Linked DNA regions of Homo sapiens: region 1 is linked to region 2. The links are chromatin loops, found by intact Hi-C in ENCODE. Cell type or tissue: Caco-2. All regions are shown on one strand. Each heading gives the region's core, and the rest is flanking DNA. Links, peaks and the distances in the headings are about the cores only.

The links. A loop is a pair of places that touch in the nucleus more often than their neighbours do. Peaks named below come from ENCODE experiments on the same cell type or tissue, not always from the same donor. Only the 100,000 strongest peaks of a DNase experiment are listed, where the experiment ranks them.
Region 1: a loop joins it to region 2, with 7 times the contacts of the local background. A loop is called at or near these places in 1 of 110 quality-filtered maps.

What each region holds. Positions count from the first base shown.
Region 1 is chr12:30,281,179-30,291,508 of GRCh38, forward strand. It overlaps LINC02386 (long intergenic non-protein coding RNA 2386), which reads right to left. Exons shown (of 5, transcript NR_183469.1): 2 at 7,231-7,285. Among named protein-coding and RNA genes, the nearest start is that of LINC02386, 10 kb to the right of the region's middle. In Caco-2, for the core only: CTCF peaks have their summits at 5,331 and 5,534; no DNase peak of the experiment used is centred there.
Region 2 is chr12:30,197,733-30,208,062 of GRCh38, forward strand. No RefSeq gene overlaps it. Among named protein-coding and RNA genes, the nearest start is that of LINC02386, 94 kb to the right of the region's middle. In Caco-2, for the core only: no CTCF peak of the experiment used is centred there; DNase peaks (open chromatin) are centred at 4,299 and 5,019.

The sequences.
Region 1 (10,330 bases), core at 2,233-7,232, 84 kb after region 2:
GGGTTAATGCTGAAATGAGTTAAGACTTTGAGGAACTGTGGGGAAGGCATGATTGGTTTTGAAATGTGAGGACATGGGTTTGGAGGGGCCAGGGGCAGGATGATATGGTTTGCCTGTGTCCCTGCCCACATTTCCACTTGAATTGTATCTCCCAGAATTCCCACAACACGTGGGACCCAGGGGGAGGTAATTGAATCATGGGGGCTGGTCTTTCTCTTGCTAGTCCAGTGACTAATTCTCATGAGATCTGATGGGTTTATCTGGGTTTCTGCTTTTGCTTCTTCCTCATTCTTTCTTGCTGCCGCCATGTAAGAAGTGCCTTTTGCCCTCCACCATGATTATGAGACCTCCCCAGCCATGTGGAACTGTAAGTCAAATTAAACCTTCTTTTTTTCCAGTCTCAGGTATGTCTTTATCAGCAGTGTAAAAATGAACGAATACACATAGCAACACTAAGTAATCTATCTTGCAGGTAAGTGTACAGTAAAGAACTAAAAATTAAGTTATTAAAAGCATGTATTGAAAAGTAGATCTGAAAAAGTCTTTAAATTTTAAGCACATTTTGGAAAGCAGGTGAATAGCTACAAAAAATGTCTCCCATTTGTGATTGGCTCCATTACCATCCAACATTTGAATTTCTCTAAAAGAAAGAACAGAAAAAAGATAGACAGTCTCAGACATTTGGGGGAATTTCTTTGCTTTTTTCCAGGTTTTATTTTTCTCCTTTTTGTTAATGAGTGTGGGGGTGTATCTGTGAAAATTTTTCCCAAAACTTTTCATCCAATGTACTTTATTTTACTCGACTCCAAAGCCTATATCCTTAAAATGGCATACTAAAGTCTGAAATTTCTCTGCAAATATTGAAACGTCTTTTTTTTTACCTTTATACTCACAATTTCTCTTTGTTATAGATGGTACAGAGATTATTTTTATTCTCTGTTAGTGAAAAAAAAATAAATGCTATTTTAAAAATATTTTTCTTCTTCTGGGTTTCAACACTTGTTCCATATGCTTTCTTATTACTTTTTCTCTCAGTTGCAGAACTAGATGGAAAGAATATGCTTTTTGCAAAAACAGTTATTTGTCTCCATTCCCATGTTTCTGTTTATAACAAAAAGAATCTTAGCTTACTCACTCATAGGAAAATCAAGATAAATTTTTGCTGGGATATTATTGCTGATTTACAGTGTTGATTTGATTTTCAAATATTCAAACATCTTGGATTTGTCTTGCTTTAGATATTTCTCCTATTAGGCATCTCCTGGAAAACAGATACTAGTTTAAGGGCTCAAAACAATCTAACTCTACGCAGGCATTAGAGGTAAAGGCCCTCAGTTCTGGGGACATTGATCATTGACTGGGGCTACACGGCTTTTCATGGGTCCCATTTTGACTGTCTGCAACATTTTTTGTTATCAGAATTCCAAAGAGGTACCTGAAAGGTTATGAGCAAGGGCTTTGGATTTCTTCTAAAATCACTTCCAATCAAATCATTTGCTTCTAAACTGTCATTGCTTACTAATACTCCCTGTACATTTCACATTCCTCTATTCAGTAAATAAATTGCATTAAATTTGTGAGAATTTTCTTGAAATTTTGTCCTTACTCCTTACTCAATTACATGTAAATCCTTACTCTGCTAGGCACTGTGCCAAAGCAATAAACCATGTCCTCTCAGACTAAACCAGGTCACTTCATTGTACATCACTATGGCATCCATACCTTTCTGCTATAACATGCATCAAACTTTGCAGTTATGAGCAGGTTAACACCAGGGTTTAGCTTTCACAAAGCTTGATGGAGAATTAGTCTCACCAGGCTTCCAGTGGGTGGGTGGATCCTCAGGGCATACATCTAAAGGAGCCTTCTTACTCTTTGACAGATGAGGCTTGGGTCTCTGGCAGAAGTTGGAGCTGACTTGTATCTGGATGGGTCACTTTGGTTCTGGGAATAGACTACCAACTCTACACTTGGGGTTAGCGAACTACAGCCAAGTCCTGTTTTATTAGAATACAGCCATGCTCCATTTATGTATTGTCTATTGTTGCTTCAGCAAGTTGAGTAGTTGCAAAAGAATATATGGTCTGCAAAACCTAAAACATTTACTCTCTGGTTCTTTATGGAAAAGGTTTGCTGAGCCCCACTCTAAAATAGCAGGCAGCTTTCTTGGAAATAGTTCAGGCCCAGTCTATATGTGCGGAATAGGTTAGGCTAACCTCTGAAGCTGGATCTCCAAAAACTCAATTCCATCTCAGGTCTTGTAAATCTATTAGTCACTAAACTTGTTAACATGTATATGGTTATATGCTATGAACTTGACGTTGTGGTGCCAGGCTTGGATTGGTCTTCCATGAGTGGTCTATGGGCTCTGCCACTTGCTGCTAGAGACCCCTTCCACAGTCAGTCCTAAGAATGTTATTCCTTGCTCTGCAACGTTAAGCAGCTCTCTGTTGCTACCTGATGACATTCACATGCCTTAACCTGACCTTCTCCACATGTGGACCTACTGCACCTTCCCAGCCTTAGTTTCCACCTCTCACCAAATACCTGTTAAATGCTTCAGCCAAACCTGACTACTTAACACCTGTCAAACATACTTTCTCCACCTTGGTAACCAAATCATTTTGGGACCATTTAATCACATTCAGCTTCCTGTTGTTGTTTATTTGGGTTCTTGTCTCATGTACCCTACCGGGTTTTAAACTTTGTGCGAACAAGTTCCATATCTCCACTCATTTTTATATGCTCAGTAAAGCTGGCTGTTAGGAGGGACTTAGTGATGATTGAGGCCATTGATCGTTAGCACTGTTTCTTGAATTTGTTTGACCCTCAGGAATATTCACCTTTGGATGCTTTCAGTTAATTTAGAGTCTAGTGTATTAATATTTGTATCCCAGCATCGAATATCTGGCACATAGTAAGTGAATGAAAAATAATGAATAAAAGAAGGAATGATCCCAAGTATTCCTACGAGGTGAGAAGAAAGTGGTCCTATTTACTAGGAGTGTTAGGGAAGCATTTGGGATCGTCGGCTCTGCTGCTGCATGATAGGTTTGGGACTCCGAAGACTGGCATTTCCTCCTTCTAAACTTGGAATTTCAATACATTACTATGAGGAAGACAAAGGTACATGGGACAGGGCCCTTCATCTAAATAATATACCTCCTTGGGGTGTGATTAATTGAAAGGGACTATAAAAAGCTAAAAACAATGTTTGAGTGCTATCTGTCAGCCATAGTGATAAAGCACTCTATATACATGGTCTTATTTACTACTAACTACAAATGCATGAAGTTGATTTTTAGAAAAACTTTCTGCTATGGAGCACTTTAAACAAGACACTAGTGTGATAAGTTTTCACATACTCATCACCAGATTCAACATTTATTGATTCATGGCCAATCTTGTTTAATGTATGCTTCCACCCACTTCTCCTCCTCCCTTGTTATTTTGAAGCAAATCTCAGACATCATATAATTTCATCTTTAAATATTTTGATATGCATATGTAATAGAAAGAACTCTACTTTTTTCTTTTTAAGACAGGGTCTAACTCTGTCACCCAGGTTGGAGTGCAATGGCGTGATCATAGGTCACTGCAGCATCAATCTCCTGCCAGGGTCAAGCAGTTCTCCTTTCTCAGCCTCCCGACTAGCTAGGACTACACCACACCTGACTAACTTTTTATTTTTATTTTTGTAAAGATGGGGTCTTGCTGTTGTGCTCAGGCTGGTCTCAAACTCCTGGCCTCAAGCAATCCTCCCGCCGCAACTTGGCCTCCCAAAGTGCTGGAATTTCAGGCATGAGGCACCACACCCAGGGAAAAAAAAACTAAAAAAAAAAACATAATCATAATACCATCATTAAGCCAACCACTCAGCATAACTATTCTTTAATATCAAATATCCTGTTATTGGATCCTGTTATCTCTAAATATCCATTAATTTTATATATTTTTGCTTGCTTGAATCAGGATCCAAATAAAATCCCACTTTATGATTGCTTGTCTTTGAACTTTTTTTGATCTACAGGCTTCTCCTTTCATCTCTTCTTTTTCTCCCTTGCAATTTGTTTATTGAAGAAACCAGGTTGTTTTCCTATATTTTGGATTTCGCTAAATACATCCTCACTATGCCATGTCTCAGAGTTTGGATTTTCCTGACTGTATGCTCATGAAGTTCTTTAACTTTTCCCTCACTTTCTTCTGTTCTCTGTATTTACTATAAATTAATAGTTTGATCCAAAGATTTGATCAAATTCAGGTTGGATTTGAAGAGCAGGGCAAAAAAAACTGTGCTAGGCTCTTCCATCAGGAGAAATGTAATGTCTAACTGTCTTCTTTTGGTGATGTTAGCATCCATTGATCAATTATGAATTGAAAAATAATGGCATTATTATATCATTCCTTCTTTATTTATTGGCTGTCATACTGTAGATACTGCTTTTTATAAATTATTGTTTTACCCAGTTGTACAATTTATATAGAAAAGACCAGATAGTTGAATTTTTCTTTTCAATATTTTTTTCAAAATGATGTCTTGTCTCATTTATATCCTACGATTGCGATGACTTTTATTTTTAAAAAATAATTATTATGAATGCAGAAATTTAAGCATATTTGACGTATTTCTATCCATTCCAATTATTATCCTTATCAATGTATAAAATATCCTATATTTGGTCAGAATGAGTCCCTTTAAATTTCCTCTTGAGACTTGTTGATATCATTCTAACAATCTTTGATAGAGTCCTTGCCATCTAGAGTGACAATGTGTTCTAGGCTTATCTTATGCATTTCTGGCTCAGACCTGAAATCAGCAATTTCTCCAAGAAGTTTTGGGGATTTTTTAGTGGTAGGTGGTATTTGGAGACCACAATCTTGGTGCTAGGGATAAATATTATAATTTTAAAACTTTTAAAAAATTAACGGCTTTATTAAGGTATAATTTATATACCATAAAATTCACCCATTTTAAGTGTGCAATTCAATTATTTTTAGTATATTTAGTGTGTTTATAGAAGTGTGCAACCATCACCAAAATCTACTTTTAGAACATTCTCCTCATCCCAGAAAGAAAACCTGTGCCCATTGAGTCACTTATCATTCTCAACTCAGCCCTAGGCAACCACTAATCTATTTTTCTCTGTATATGTATTAGGTGATTCTGTTTCAATATGTGTTCTTTTGTGTCTGACCTCTTTCAAGAAGCATTATGTTTTTGAGGTATATCAATGCTGTGGAGCATGTATCAGAACTTCCTTTTTATTGTAAACAGTATTTTATTGTATAGGTATACTACATGTCTTTCTCCATTCACCAGTTGGTAGGCGTTGGGTTTGTCTCCATCTGTTGGTTCTTGAGAATAGTGCTACTATGGACATTTACCTAAAAGATTTTGGTTGGACATATGTTTTCATTTCCCTTGGGTGTAGATACCTAGAAGTGAAATTGCTGGGTTTAAGGCAATTCTATATTTAACATTTTGAGAAATTATCATACTATTTTCCAAAAAATTGGCTACACCATTTTACATTCCCACCAGCAATGTATGAGAGTTTTGATTTTTTCACATCCTCTCCAACACTTGTTATCTTATTGTTGTCTTATTGTTTATAGTCAATCTAGTGGGTGTGAAGTGATATTGTGGTTTTGATTTGCATTTTGCTAGTAACAATAGTGTTGAGCATTTTTAAATGTGCTTATTGGTCATATCTTCTTTAGAGAAGTGTCTATTCAAAGTATTTTGCCCATTTTTAAATTGGATTATCTTTTAATATTGGATTGGAAGAGTCCTTCTGGATATGTCACTTATTAGATATCTGACTTATTTCTTCCCTTTTGTAGGTTGTCTTTCACTTTCCTGACCGTGTCTTTTGATGTGTAAAATTTGTAATTTGGCTTACGTTTAATTTGCTGGGTTGTTTTTCTTTTCTCACTTGTGTTTTGGATGCTGTGTCTAAGAAATCTTTGCCTAACCCAAGATCACAAAGATTTACTAGTATGTTTTCTTCTAAGAGGTTTATAGTTTTAGTCCTTACATTCAGGTCTGCGATCTGTTTTAGCTAATTTTTGTGTATGGTGTTAGGTAGGGACCCAAATTAATTTTTTGCAGATGGATATTCAATTGCCCCAGCACCATCTGTTGAAAATAGATTTTCTTTCCCATTTAATTTTCTTGACACCTTCATCAAAAATCAATTGACTGAAAATGAAAGGGGTTATTTCTGGGCTTTCAATTATATTCCATTGACCAATACATCTGTCCTTATGCTAGTACCATACTCTCTGTATTACCTTATCTTTGTAGTAAGTTTTGAAATTAGCATAAGTCTTTCAATCCTGTTCTTTTTCAGGATGGCTTTGGTTACTCTGTCTTTTGCATTTCCATATAAATTTTAGGATCAGCTCATCAATTTCTGCAGAAAAGCCAGCTGGGATTTAGACAGGCATTGGATTGAACCTGTAAGAATTTGGGGAGTATTGCCACGTTAATAATATTTAGTCTTCTAATCCATAAATGTGGGATGCCTTTCCATTTACTTGTCTTTAATTTCTTTCAGCAATGTTTTGAAGTTCTTAGTATACACACCTTGCTTTTGTTATATTTGTTCCTAATAGTTTATTCTTTTTGATGCTGTTGTGAATGAAATAATTTTCTTAATTTTATTTTCGAGTCTTCATTGCCGGTGTATATAAATACAATTGATTTTTGTATGTTTATTTTGTGAACTTTCTGAACTCATTTATTAATTCTAGGGGTTTTCTTAAGTGGATTCCTTCAGATTTTCTATGTATAAGATCATGTCATTTGTGAATAAGATAACTTTACTTCCTCCTTTCTAATCTGAATCCTTTTATAGATTCATTGCCTAATTGCCCTGACTAGAACCTTAGTAGGTGCTGAATAGACTGATAAACATTATCATCTTTATCTTGTTCTCAATCTAAGGGGGATAATATTCAGTCTTTCACCATGTGAAATATGTTAGCTGTAGGGTTTTCACAGATTTTTTTTATCATGTTGGTGAAGTTCCCTCCTGTTTCTTATTTGTTGAGGATTTTCTTTTCATGAGTGGATAGATATTGTTTTTATTCTTATTTACCTATAAGGAAACTAGTATTCAGGTGACCTGACTTCAAAGACCAAGTTCTTAATCATTGTGCTATCTCTATAGCACACTCTTCCATTTAATTTTCACTCTACCCCATCTCTGAATTCGTTTAGCTCACCTTGTTAATGTTGGTGTTCTCCAGGATTTTCAGCCCTTCCTCTGGTTATTCTCTCCTGAAGTGAGAGTATGGCTTCAATCATTCATTTGTAAGCTGATGACTACAAAATCTGTATCTCCTACCCTCACAGAGCTCTAGTACATCTTAAAGCTTCCAAGACTTTTCCACTTAGATATGTAAAGAACTTCCCAATCCATCATGTCCTAAAGTGCTCCATTACCCCCACTCTACTCAACTGGGCTCCACTTTCCAGCCTGAAACCTGGTGTGATCCTATAAGCTTCCCGGTCCTTGGTCCCTCTTCTCACTTTTTCTAATCAATTGCCAAGTTCTGCCTATTTTAACCACCAGAGCAGTCCGGTGGTTTTTGCAGTCCATTCTTTTCTCTTCACCTCCACTGCTACTATCTTGCTCCTGCTTCCAGTCTTGTTCCCCCTTAAATTCACCCCCCACATTACCAACAGAATGATTTCTCTGAATTACAGCTACTCTGACACTTAAATTCTTCAGAGATTTCCTATTCCCACAGCACAGCAAGCAAGGCCTTTCTTCAGAAGTTCCATTTTGTACACTAGGATCTTCCACCAAATATTAAAGTCATTAAATGCACATTAAGATATCAATTTTAATAGCTGCATGATACTTCCATCATTTGGAGATATTATAAATTATGTCACCAGAACTATTTCTACTTTCCTTTGCCTGTCATGTTGACTCATGCCTCAGTGCTTTTTGTTTATTCTGTTGTTTTGAGAGGTTCTTTCTCCTTCAACACCATCTGCTCTATTCCTTTACACCCTGAAAAGCCTGACCGACTAGACCCTCCTTTTTGAAACCTTCCCCTAACTCTTTCAGAGCTAATTATGCCTTCCTCTGTATTCTTTTCAGAATATTGCAGAAGCCTATAATATTTCATGTATTATCCTGTATTATAATTGTTGGTCATTTTTTTACTCTCACTCTAAGTTTGAGTACAGCATTTAAACTAGATTTATATAGAGTACTCCCACAATATCCAGCATATAGAAAATACTCAAAAAATTTTTGTTGAACTCTCCTAAATTTGGCTTTGTCTATAAACTTCCTTGCTTTTAATAGATCATTTTCTAATTTGTCAAAATTTAAATGCATTTTTAAGAGAACATACTTAAGAAATAATATTTTGAAAATTACAAAGTAACATATGTTTATTTTAGATTGCATGGAATACATAAGCTTGAGGTGAGTATTCCTGTGCAAGTGATTTTCCAAAGGAGCATGCTCAGAAGAAACTGGACTACAGTGAAGGGAGCAGGATAGGAAAGGGGAGAAACTAAGCAAAGATTTGGTCTGATCCCATGGGGAGCTCTGGAGGGAAATTGCACTACAGAACCTCTCCTGCCTTGAGACAAGCAATGGGGGCTCTTGTACCTAACCACCCTCACACATCTGTCCATTGTTGGCTTCCATGATTGGCATGAGGCACAAAGTGGAGAGGGAGAAATGCAACTTTCAGGCCCCACCAGGCAAGGAGGCCCCAAATAGCTCAGGGAAATGCTCCTGAGAAGGGTGCAGCCAAAGGGAAGGAATATATTAAACATTCTTAAAGAAAAGAATTTTCAACCCAGAATTTAATATCCAGCCAAACTAAGCTTCATAAGTGAAGGAGAAATAAAATCCTTTACAGACAAGCAAATGCTGAGAGATTTTGTCACCACCAGACCTGCCTTACAAGAGCTCCTGAAGGAAGCACTAACATGAAAAGGAACAATCAGTACCAGCCACTGCAAAAACATGACAAATTGTAAAGACCATCGATGCTGGGAAGAAACTGCATCAACTAACAAGCAAAATAACCAGCTAATATCATAATGACAAGATCAAATTTACACATAACAATATTAACCTTAAATGTAAATGGGCTAAATGCCCCAATTAAAAGACACGGACTGGCAACTTGGGTAGAGTCAAGACCCATCAGTGTGCTGTATTCAGGAGATGCATCTCATGTTCAGAGACATACATAGGCTCCAAATAAAGGGATGGAGGAAGATCTACCAAGCAAATAGAAAACAAAAAAAATCAGGGGTTGCAATCCTAGTCTCTGATAAAGCAGACTTTAAACCAACAAAGATCAAAAGAGACAAAGAAGGCCATTACATAATGGTGAAGGAATCAATTAAACAAGAAGAACTAACTGTCCTAAATATATATGCACCCAGTACAGGAGCACCCAGATTCATAAAGCAAGTCCTTAGAGACTACAAAGAGACTTAGACTCCCGCACAATAATAATGGGAGACTTTAACACCCCACTGTCAACATTAGACAGATCACTGAGACAGAAAGTTAACAAGGATATCAAGGACTTGAACCCAGCTCTGCACCAAACAGACCTAATAGACATCTATAGAACTCTCCACCCCAAATAAACAGAATATACATTCTTCTCAGCACCACATCGCACTTATTCCAAAATTGACCACATAGTTGGAAGTAAAGCACTCCTCAGCAAATGTAAAAGAACAGAAATCATAACAAACTATCTCTCAGACCACAGTGCAATCAAACTAGAACTCAGGATTAAGAAACTCACTCAAAACCGCTCAACTACATGGAAACTGAACAACCTGCTCCTGAATGACTACTGGGTACATAACGAAATGAAGGCAGAAATAAAGATGTTCTTTGAAACCAATGAGAACAAAGACACAACATACCAGAATCTCTGGGACACATTTAAAGCAGTGTGTAGAGGGAAATTTATAGCACTAAATGCCCACAAGAGAAACCAGGAAAGATCTAAAATCGACACCCTAACATCACAATTAAAAGAACTATAGAGGCAAGAGCAAACACATTCAAAAGCTAGCAGAAGGCAAGAAATAACTAAGATTAGAGCAGAACTGAAGAAGATAGAGACACAAAAAATCAATGAATCCAGGAGCTGGTTTTTTGAAAAGATCAACAAAATTGATAGACCTCTAGCAAGATTAATAAAGAAGGAAAGAGAGAAGAATCAAATAGACACAATAAAAAATGATAAAGGGGATATCACGACCAATCCCACAGAAATACAAACTACCATCAGAGAATACTATAAACACCTCTACGCAAATAAT
Region 2 (10,330 bases), core at 1,899-6,898:
ATTAGCTGTATGACCACAGGGCATGCACACTCAAGGGGACTGCCTAAAACATGATTGTAAGTGACACCCCCTCACATCCCTTCATGAATAATCATGTAAGATTAGAGTTCCCCAGCACTAGCTGCTGCTGGCTCATTCTCTTTTGAGTAGCCCGCTGACTCATCTTTCAGAGTGTACTGTCTATTTAAATAAACTCTGCTATTGTTATTTTTCCAGCCAGACCAGCCTGGAGCTGTTTTCCAGCAGGGTCAACCCATTCCTCTCTTGGAGTATACTCTTATCTCGTTATAAACCTTTGCCTTACATTACTAATTGTCTCTTGGCTAAATCCTTTCTCCCAAGTTAGACAACAACCAAAGATTCCCTGCACCCTTCCTTTTAACACTGGTAACCATTGAAACTCTGCCATCAAACTTTGGTGGGTACAGGTGAAACAGAGATTATGACACACTGAGTCTTGCTCAGGATTAGGACGGATTTGGCCTGGTCAGCAGTTGATCCATGTGGAGTAGATATAAAACTCAAGATTGAAACTGAAGATTGTAGTGGGCTCTTGGGCAATAATTTCTAAAGAACTATTCATACCAGACAAATCTTTATCAAAATATATGATAAATGTATACTATAACTGTGAGAGTAATTTAATTTCTTGGGATTGATATTTGACTTTTTTTATATCACAAAGGAAAATGAAAGGCAACCTAGTCAAGAAAAATGTGACTAATTGGTTTAATTATGGTTCATCTACATGATGTAGTACTCTACAGCTGGTAGATATCTTGTTATAGCACAATATTTAATTGCATGGAAAACTTATTAAGTTTTAAAGAGCCTTTTATAGAATAGTAGATATAGTGTAATTCAAATTTACATTAAAGATGTATTTATATACATAGATAAAAGACTAGAATAAATATATCTATGTACTTACAGTGGTAATTTCTGGGTGATATGTCAGGGATATTTTTCTTTTCTTTTCACATTCTTCCGAATTTCTTCAAGAACTAGTAATATTTTAATAATAATAATAAAAATAATTCTTTTCTTACACTGTAGATTCTATATTCAGGCTTTTTGCTTTTGTGACACTGGGATAACATATTTACTAGTGATATCGGACATTCCTGAACTATACATATAATTATGCACAAGAAGCACAAAAAGCGGTAATTTAATAAAGTGTTACTAAAACAAATTTCAAATTTTATAAAAACTTGTTCTCATTTTTTTCTCCATTCTAGTTTCTTTCAAGAATTTGGTCCATCCTCGTTTGCTTAAGTGACTTAATCTGGATAAGCCTTAAAGAAGCACTTCTGTAGTAATTATGTTTTAAATTGATGTCAGTAGACAAAAGTTGTCTCAGACAGTTATAAAATAGTATTATAATAACAAATGCTTTAAATGTAAACATAGACTAAATAAAAAGGCTTTCGTCTAATTCTTTTGTGGTCTGTTTTTTAGGCACACTAAGTGTCCCTACTTTAAGAGAGGAGAAGACAGCTTGATGGGCTGGCACATTAGTAGATACCTTCTGTAGATACTTTCAGACATCAATATTTTTACACTGTTTTTCTGTAATACAGAAAAGTATTGAATCAGGGAATGATTAAGATTCAAAAAAAGTTTCATATTTCAATATTTATTGTTTCATCTCTGAGAGGATGTAAGGTATCTTAATATCATAAATTAAGTCAATCCCAAATGCATCACCTGGACCAGATGGAACATAGAGGCCAATGAACCTAGAGGAAAGCTTAATCAAGCACCAAGTGCTCAGAAACCTTGAATCAAGCTGAGTTTCTTTTATGTCTGTCCCTTTTAGCCATCTCTGTGGAGTCCAAGCTCTCTGCCTTGAAGCATTCTTCTCCACTTCTCTCCACTGGCAGGCAAAGCCATGTTGGTTTCCTCTGAAAAAGTAGACAACTCAGGTAAGAAAGGGGTGAAAGGGATGGCTTTGGGGGTGATTTAAGGAAGAAGAAAAGGCCTGCACCCTAGAAAAATATGATGAGGGCCACTCTTTGTGGTTAAGACATTGTCTCCACAAAACTTCTGTAAAAATGTAAGCATGTTTCTTGGAAAGATTAACACACTGACCTGTAACATCTACTAAAATAACAATGTCAGTATTTTAGTTAGCATTTTACACACACATACACACACACACACACACACACACACACACACACCAACTTTGAGCATGACTGGTCATCCAGCCCATTCCATTGTGCACTGCATGGCAGATTATTCCCCTAGTACAAGTCTATTAATCTGATGTGCAGAGAAGAGGAGTTACTGCAGTGTGGGTTTCCTGCAAGGAGACAGTGTCCTGTGTGTGGAGACAGACCCAACATCCAAGGAAGAGGTAACGCTGTCACAGGGTAAAATAACTTCTATGAAAAGAGGAAAAGATGAAAACAAGAAATTCATGCTCCAAATTTTCAGTTTCATTCTTCAGTCACTAATTTTCAGGTCACCAAAAATGCACCGCACCTGGATGAAAATGAAGCTTGTCTTGGACCACCTTTGTTCCAGACGAATGTGTCACTCCACTCATTTAGTATTCCACGACTCAAATATTTTGCCTCTGATTTTTTTGTATGGAATAAATTTGAGTAGTAAAATGCCAAACGAATGGTGAATTCCACATTAAAGATTTTTCTGATTGGATATGTAAAATGTCCCAGGTAACAAATACTATAGCATACAGCAATGGTAATTTACAAGGGGCCTGAAAGAGTTCACAGATTTTCAAACCTCAAAACAAATCAGGTGATTTCCGCACTTTGGGATATCTAATTAGGAGCCAAAGCCAAAAGAAGCCTTACACACTTCTCTGCCTATTGTTAGCAGGAGTATTCAAACTTGTGCAAAAAACAGAAACTAATCATCAGACCCAGTGACCCACTTGGATGAGAAGAAAGAGTAATTTGCTTGGCATCTCCCGGACTGTCTCAATAATTTAAATTAAAAAAAAATTAACTAGTAAGAAATTTTTCAGGAACCAACTTAGCCCCCAGACCCAAACCAAAACTTGAACCTGGGACTTTTTGTAAGTGCTGACCAAGAAATGAGCTGTGAAGTTAAGTAGCCGGTGTCGCCTCTGAACACACCCGGGCAGGGCGAGCAGGATGTCCTTGTCCAGGGAGACCCCTTCTCCTGGCTTTGGGGAAGGTGCTCCCTATCCCCGCAGGAGGCTGGGTCTGCAGGACGCAGCACTGGGCGGGTGAGAGAAAGCCTGGGCAGAAGAGCACGGAGCCGGCGACTGGACGCGAGCAAGGGGCGAATGGAGAGCGTCTCCCCTGCGCCAATGCTGTTGTTCCGGGTGCTGAAAAGCCGGGAACTTCCCGGAAAGCAGCGGCACTTTTCTCCCTGGAAGGTGGGTGTGGGGGTTCCAGGCTTCGCACCTGCTAAACCTGCCTCGTCACCTGGGAGGGGTCCGCCAGATGTGCCCCTCCTCAGCCCCATTTTGGGGAGAACGATGGGGGCGGGGGCGTGGGGGTGAGCACAGCCGGGCACCCCCGCACACCCGCAGGCGGGACCCCGGGGTGCCCTTGCCCTCCTCTCCTGGGCAGCCGCACGCCGGGATCCCCACTCCACCTGCGCGCGAACTTTCGCCATCTGGGACTCAAGCGCCCGCGGCTTGAGCGCTGCGGTAAACAGAAGGCACCCGCGTGGGTTCCCAAGGGTGTTTGTGTGTTGGGTCTGGGGGAGCATGATCGGGGCATTCGCAGTGGGGAGGAAGAGGTGCTGCTGGCCGGGGCGAGCTGCCTGTGCTAAGGCCGCTCCCTGCAGGGCGAGTTCGTGCACGACGACGTGTGGGCGACCGTGAACAACCCCAACGTGCGGCCCGGCGGGCGCCCCGCTCCGCTGAGGCATCTTCACCAACGACTTCTTGGGCCAGGGCATGGCCGAGAACACCAGCCACAAGTCCTAGCGGCCGCTCAGCGTCCCCACCTTCAAGTGCACTCCTGTCTAGGGCTTCCCTTTGAGCCAGGGCCGGGTGTAGTTGCGGGACTGGCTTGAAGGGAATTTCTATTTCTCATCACGCCTTGGCCTCTCTGCCTCCCTGCCTCTCCCACTCCAGCTGTTCACGCCACCAGGCTCCCAGGTCCTCTCCAGGCTAATCTGGGTTCCTGGGACCAGGCGGGAGGCGCGCGCTGGGGAGTTCCCTTCGAGTTTCCAGAGTTTCCCGAGGTGTCTGCGTTCTAGGCTGTTTGTTTTCTCTGGACAGACCTGGGAATGGGCGGCTGGAGCGGCCACCTCACTTCCCTTCCGCCAGCCCCTCTGGGTGAGCAAGAAAACCAGTCCTACACAGTTGGCCCCGGAGGTGTGGTGTGTGTGGAAGGGGCGGGGGAAATGCTGTTTTCAGGGCCGTAATTTCTCAGTCTTGTGGGAAGCTTTGCAGGTGGGGAGACTGTGTGAGCCCCCTTGAATGTAGCTAGGATCTGCCAACGCTGGGTGGATTAGTGGGGGAAGCAGAAAAGGTATCAAAAAAGGAAGGATCTGAGATTTCACTCTTCTTACAGCAAACGGTTACCTTGCCAACATTTTATAGATGCTGTCAGAAGACAGGAGAAGCCTGGGCCAGAGACAAAGTACTTGGTTACTTTATTACTCAGGACAGAACAGGCAGCATGGGCTTCAGATTCAGTTGGTTCTTCTTGCACCCCAAAGTCCTATAGGTGATACAGCAGTGGACACAGATGGATATTTCATCCACACTAGTCTATGTCACAGCAGGTGATCCTCAATCTTTTAAAGGGGTTCTTAGCAAGCAACCGCCCCCAACCCCCACTCCCACCAAACACAAACACACCAAACTGCCTTTCCCCAGAGGATACATTATTATCCTGGTCAGGAAACAAATCTGGCTTCTGCTCCAATGGGAGACATTATCTCGATCTTCAAAGACCGTTTGCTACACAAACATTCTTGAAAAGTCATCCAGGACAAAAGCTGTAAGAAAAGGTATGGAAATGACATGGAAAATTTCTCCCCAACCTCCACCCTTGGCTGCCCCAGGTGCCTCCAACCTGACAAAGCCACCAGCAATCAAAACCCTCCTGGCATTGTGGCTAAGTGGTTTTCCTTGTGTATCCTTGAGATGTTTCTTATGTGAATAGTTTAAAGTGTAAGGGGGAGCCAAAAAGTATTTTAGGATGGAGCGTTCAATTTAAATGATGCCGAGCCTCAGACCTTTGATTTTACAAGGAACATAAAGCACTGGTCTTTGAACATTATTTGCAAACCATGTTTTATCTTAGTTACACAGAGAAGAGAAGGAAGGCTACGAATGAAGGAAGGCTGATAACTTAAGCTTTACACTGGATTGTGAAAGTGTAGGGGAATAACAAAGGGTCATAGTCCTGGGCCATGAGAGTTTTGTACATATCGTGTAGATGAATCCATGGCTGAAGTCTGGAGACTTCTTATGAAGAAGTTTATTTTAATCAATAAATGTTTTTCTATCTTCTTTTGGAGCTACTTGTATATTTTTCCAACCTTTGAGGACCCTGCCATCCCAATTTTAAAACGGGGAATGCCTGATCATGTCAAAGTAATGGAATTGTGTGCCTACTGACAGCAGAGGTTTTCTAGCTATTTTTTCAACTTCATCTCCACCTTACTCACTTACTTACTCCAAACCAGCACTTGTTTTTCTTGGTGCACACGTTACCCACTGCCACCTTAGGACCTTTGACTTGCTATTCCTCTTTCTAGAAAGCACTTCTTTTTTTTTTTTTCTGAGATGGAGTCTCGGTCTGTCACCCAGGCTGGAGTGCAATGGCACCATCTCCGCTCACTGCAACCTCCGCCTCCAGGGTTCAAGTGATTCTCCTGCCTCAGCCTCCTGAGTAGCTGGGATTACAGGCATGTGCCACCATGCCCAGCTAATTTTTGTATTTTTAGTAGAGACGGGGTTTCACCATGTTGGTCAGGCTGGTCTTGAACTCCTGACCTCGTGATCCGCCCGCCTTGGCCTCCCAAAGTGCTGGGATTACAGGCGTGAGCCATCACGCCTGGCCCTGGAAAGCACTTCTTTAACATGAATATGGCTTGCTCAGGCTTTGCAGAAAGTCACTCCTCAGAGAATCCTTCCCTGTTATCCTAGCTCAAGCAGCAAGCACACCTCCCTGACCTCAACAAAACTCTCTTATTTTGCTTTTTCTTTAATAACACTCATCACTTTCGGGCATTAGATATTTATTTTTTTATTCTTCCCCAGACACAGCGCAAGCTCCTACCATCTAAAATACCTGCTACACAAAGTAGGTACTCAGGAAATGAATACATTAGGGGAATGGTAAGCAACTTTTCACATAATTTTTAAGATGACGCTTTTAATATGAGAATTACCTCTCTTTGTTCTCATTTCTTGATATCTTACCTTTTTCTCTCTTGCTACAAGAGAAAGCAGAGGCAGCCTGAGTTCCCTGCACTCACGCAGAGAGTGTGGGTGGGTCCTGATTACTGGCAGACTCTGATATTGAGAGCAGCTCTGCTTCTGAGGGTATAGGGAAAAGCAATGTTTTTCCTTTTGTACTCTTACCACTGTTACAGGTGACTTCTGACACCAGAGGTACAGGAAAAACAAACTGTTTTTCTCTATGCACTCTTACAACACTTCTGGTCACCAAAATGTGTAGAGGTTTCTCGCACACTAAACAATTCTCCACCTTTTGACAGACACTAACTGGGTGTCCTGCAATTCAATTCTGACAGTAACCCAAGTTTGCATGGACCCCCAGCATACAGGTTAATGGTACAGGGCCACGAGATTGCTCCCAACTTCAGATGCCAATCACAAGCAGTAGATTCCTGGATTACCCATGACTTCTGTCTGACATGGCTACAAATCAGACATTCTTGTGACTCCCTGCTCAAATTCAAAATTTACTAAGAGCTGCTCATAGAACTCAGGAAAGCACTTTACTAACTACTACTCACTTATTATAAAAGGAACTCAGGAACATCCAGATGGAATCGATTCATAGGGCAAGATACGGGGAAGGGGAAATGAGCTTCTATGCCTTCTCGGGTTGTGCCACCCTCCATGTAGTCAGCAAGCTGGAAACTCTCCAAACCCTGTTATTTAGGGTTTTTTTTCTTAATGAAGATTGTATTACATAGTCATGATTGATTAAATCATTGGCCGTTCCTGATTAATTCAACCCTTAGTCTCTCTCTCCTTCTCAGAGGTTGAGGTGTAGGGCTGAAGGTTCAAACCCTCTAATCACATGGTTGATTCCTCTGGCAACCAGCCCTATCTAGAGGCTATGCAGGAGCCCCCAACCATCACTCATGTCATTGATGCAAAAAGACACTTACACTTTTGGAGATTCCAAGGGTTTTAGGAACTGTGTGCAGGAGACTAGTGACGGACCAAATACATGTATTTCGTATTATCGCACAGTCTGCCCTCTGGTCTCTGGCCACACACTTCTTATGGCAAAACAAAATAGAGCTCAATAGATACGGGCACATTACTAGAGTCCCACTGAGTCATTAACAGATTTCTTATTATTTCACAGTCCACCCTCTGGTCTCTGGCCACACACTTCTTATGGCAAAACAAAATAGAACTCAATAGATACGGGCACATTCCTAGAGTCCCACTGAGTCATTAACAGTTACTCCAAGGCATCATCACATCACATTGCATAAGCATGTCTCCCAGGGCCAGGCCACTCAGGTTTGCAGGTTTCCATTCAATCTCCTCAGGGTCCAAAACCAGGATTGGTCTCAGCAAATGTGTATATTCACTCCTTCAGGAATCTGCTATAATTGAGCTGAGAGACAATGTTATCTCTTGCACTGAACCTCTTTCAAGGTATTAATGTAATATTATATTTCCTTTATTACATAACTCATTTATTTATTCCTTTATCCTAAGCGACAATTCCTCCTTGGCTTTATTTGTAATCAAGCTTTTTCACCTTTGTGAGGGATATTAGGCTTGGCGACTATGCTGGTCTAGATTACAAGGCATAATACCAGTCTAGCAAGAACCTCCCTCTCAGTTCACTCCCATTCATATAGGGTAGGGTTACAGAGATACAGAACTAATAGGATATTTTTTACCATCAGACAATACAGTTACATTCACAGCACCAATTTGCCAGATAAGGGGAGGGCGTAACCTGCCCTGTCAGGATTTTCGGGAATTCTAGTATAAAGGTTTTAAAGCATAGTTAGAGTTTCTTGATTGGAATCACCCTTGCTTCCAGCACTTGCAGTTGCAGCCTTGGTTCTGTATTGAATCACTGACCATTGAATCAGATAGGGAAAAACGATCAAGTCGGGGTGATGTGGGGAAGACAGAAAAAAGTATAGTCATCATTATCAGCATCTTCCCCATCCGCTCTTGATGATAATCGCATATTCATCCCAGCACCCTTCCCCATCCCCTCTTCCCCATCCCCTCTTGACGATAATCACATATTCATCCCAGCACCCTTCCCCATCCCCTCTTCCCCACACGCACCAGAAAAAGAAAGAATCTATCTAGCGGGGACACTCCTTTAGTCCCACTCATATTGAGTGTGACCCACACACTGTAAAGGCATGTACGCCAGCCCTTTGTGGCTTTATCTCCCCTTGCTTTAAACAACCAATGTTTCATTTGCCCGTTACACTTCTCTAGCACACTATTATTCTGAGGAGGGTGTCTCTGCCCATTGTTAGACATTACAGGCTGTAAAGTCTGTTCCTTGGTCTGAATAAATATGGTTTGTCAGTCCATACTGGTGTAACATCCTCTGTTTGGGTTCTTTAAAGCATTCTGAGCATTTGCACCTATCACGGGGTAAGCAAAGCTGACTCCAGAGTCAGTGTCTAATCCTTTCAAGATCCAGTTGTAGCTCCCCCAGGGCTATCAGCATCAGTTTCACTTGCCAGCTATGTTCAGAGCCTTCCCTCCATGGAAATCTGCCCCATAGCCACTTGCAATCTCTGTCAGTTTTGCTGGCAGACAGACCATTCTTTTTGGCATTCTGTGCTTCGGAAGATGCAAGAGGACCATGTCTAGTTTCTGCCATCTCTCTACTGCTGCAGTCTTCTCATGTCAACTCATTTCATGGACCCAGTTCCTCTTCCTCTTCTCCCATGCCTTCTTCTTAGAGTTTTCTTTAAAGCTAGGTGATAATGAGCTGCATTAAGCTCAGATCAGAGCCATGAACTCTGCTTTCACCTCCAAGTGCACCATCGTGTTTGCACTGGTTCCTGGAATTACATCCTTCGGTACTTCAGATACATTGTGATGATGATTAGCTCATTTGCTCCTGGTATTGGTGAAAATGTGCTAAAAGAGTAACTAAAATGATTAAGACTGAAGGGATTCACCTTAGAGGAAAAACAAGAAGAAGCAGATGTTGTTATTTATTGTCTAAATAATCTAGGAAGACTATAGAAACCACTTACAAGCATTTGAGAGCTGTGATTATGGCAAGAGAGGGGGAAGAAGAAAGACAACTGGCTAGAGAGGAAGGCAGGGGAATGTGCTGTGTATTGGGCTGTGGAAACTCACCAGGAAAGTGTTACAGAACCCAACAGTGGAGACACCAGAAACAGATGATAAGGGAGTATATTTAATTCTTTTTCTCCCTTGGATTTTATCTTAAACTGTTAAGTGAATGTATATTGACTTACCAGAGAGAGCTAGGTTTGGCTGGAAGATGTAGCAGTTGGCCCTCTGCACTCTGCCCTAAAATTTTCCAATCTCTGGGCTCCCTCCGGCTCTAGTAAATTACAATTTCTGGGGAGTAGGTCAGGAAATCTGCACTGGTAACAAGCACACTAGGCAATTCTTTGATACACAAAAGTTGGGAACCACCAGGTGTGGTAATAACTAACATTTATGTAGCATTTACTGTTTTATACATGTAATCATTTTAATCCTCATAACAACCCTAAGAATTAGGTGTTATTATTGCCACTGTTTTGCAAAAAAGAAAACTGCGACAAAGAGAGGTTAAGTGATTGCCCAACCGACACAACTAAGAAGCACCAGTGCCAGGATTTGTCCCTTACCTGACAGTCTGCTCCTAAATCCACATTCTTAAGGCCCACAGGAGGCTGCCTCTTTGGGAAAAGTTAACTTTGAAGTCCTGTTGGCCTCATGGGCTAGAACTACTAGGAGGAAGTGTTCCACTCCTCTTTTATCTAAAATGAAATGATCCCTTATTTTTGTTTTTAAACAGAGGTGAATGAACGATTTAAGGCCCTCTGTGTACATGTGTGAGCATGTAGTGATTTGAACACCTTAGATTTGTCCTAGATTTGTGCTAACTTGGCCATGGGGCTTATGTCTTTTTGTATTGAGAATAAAAGG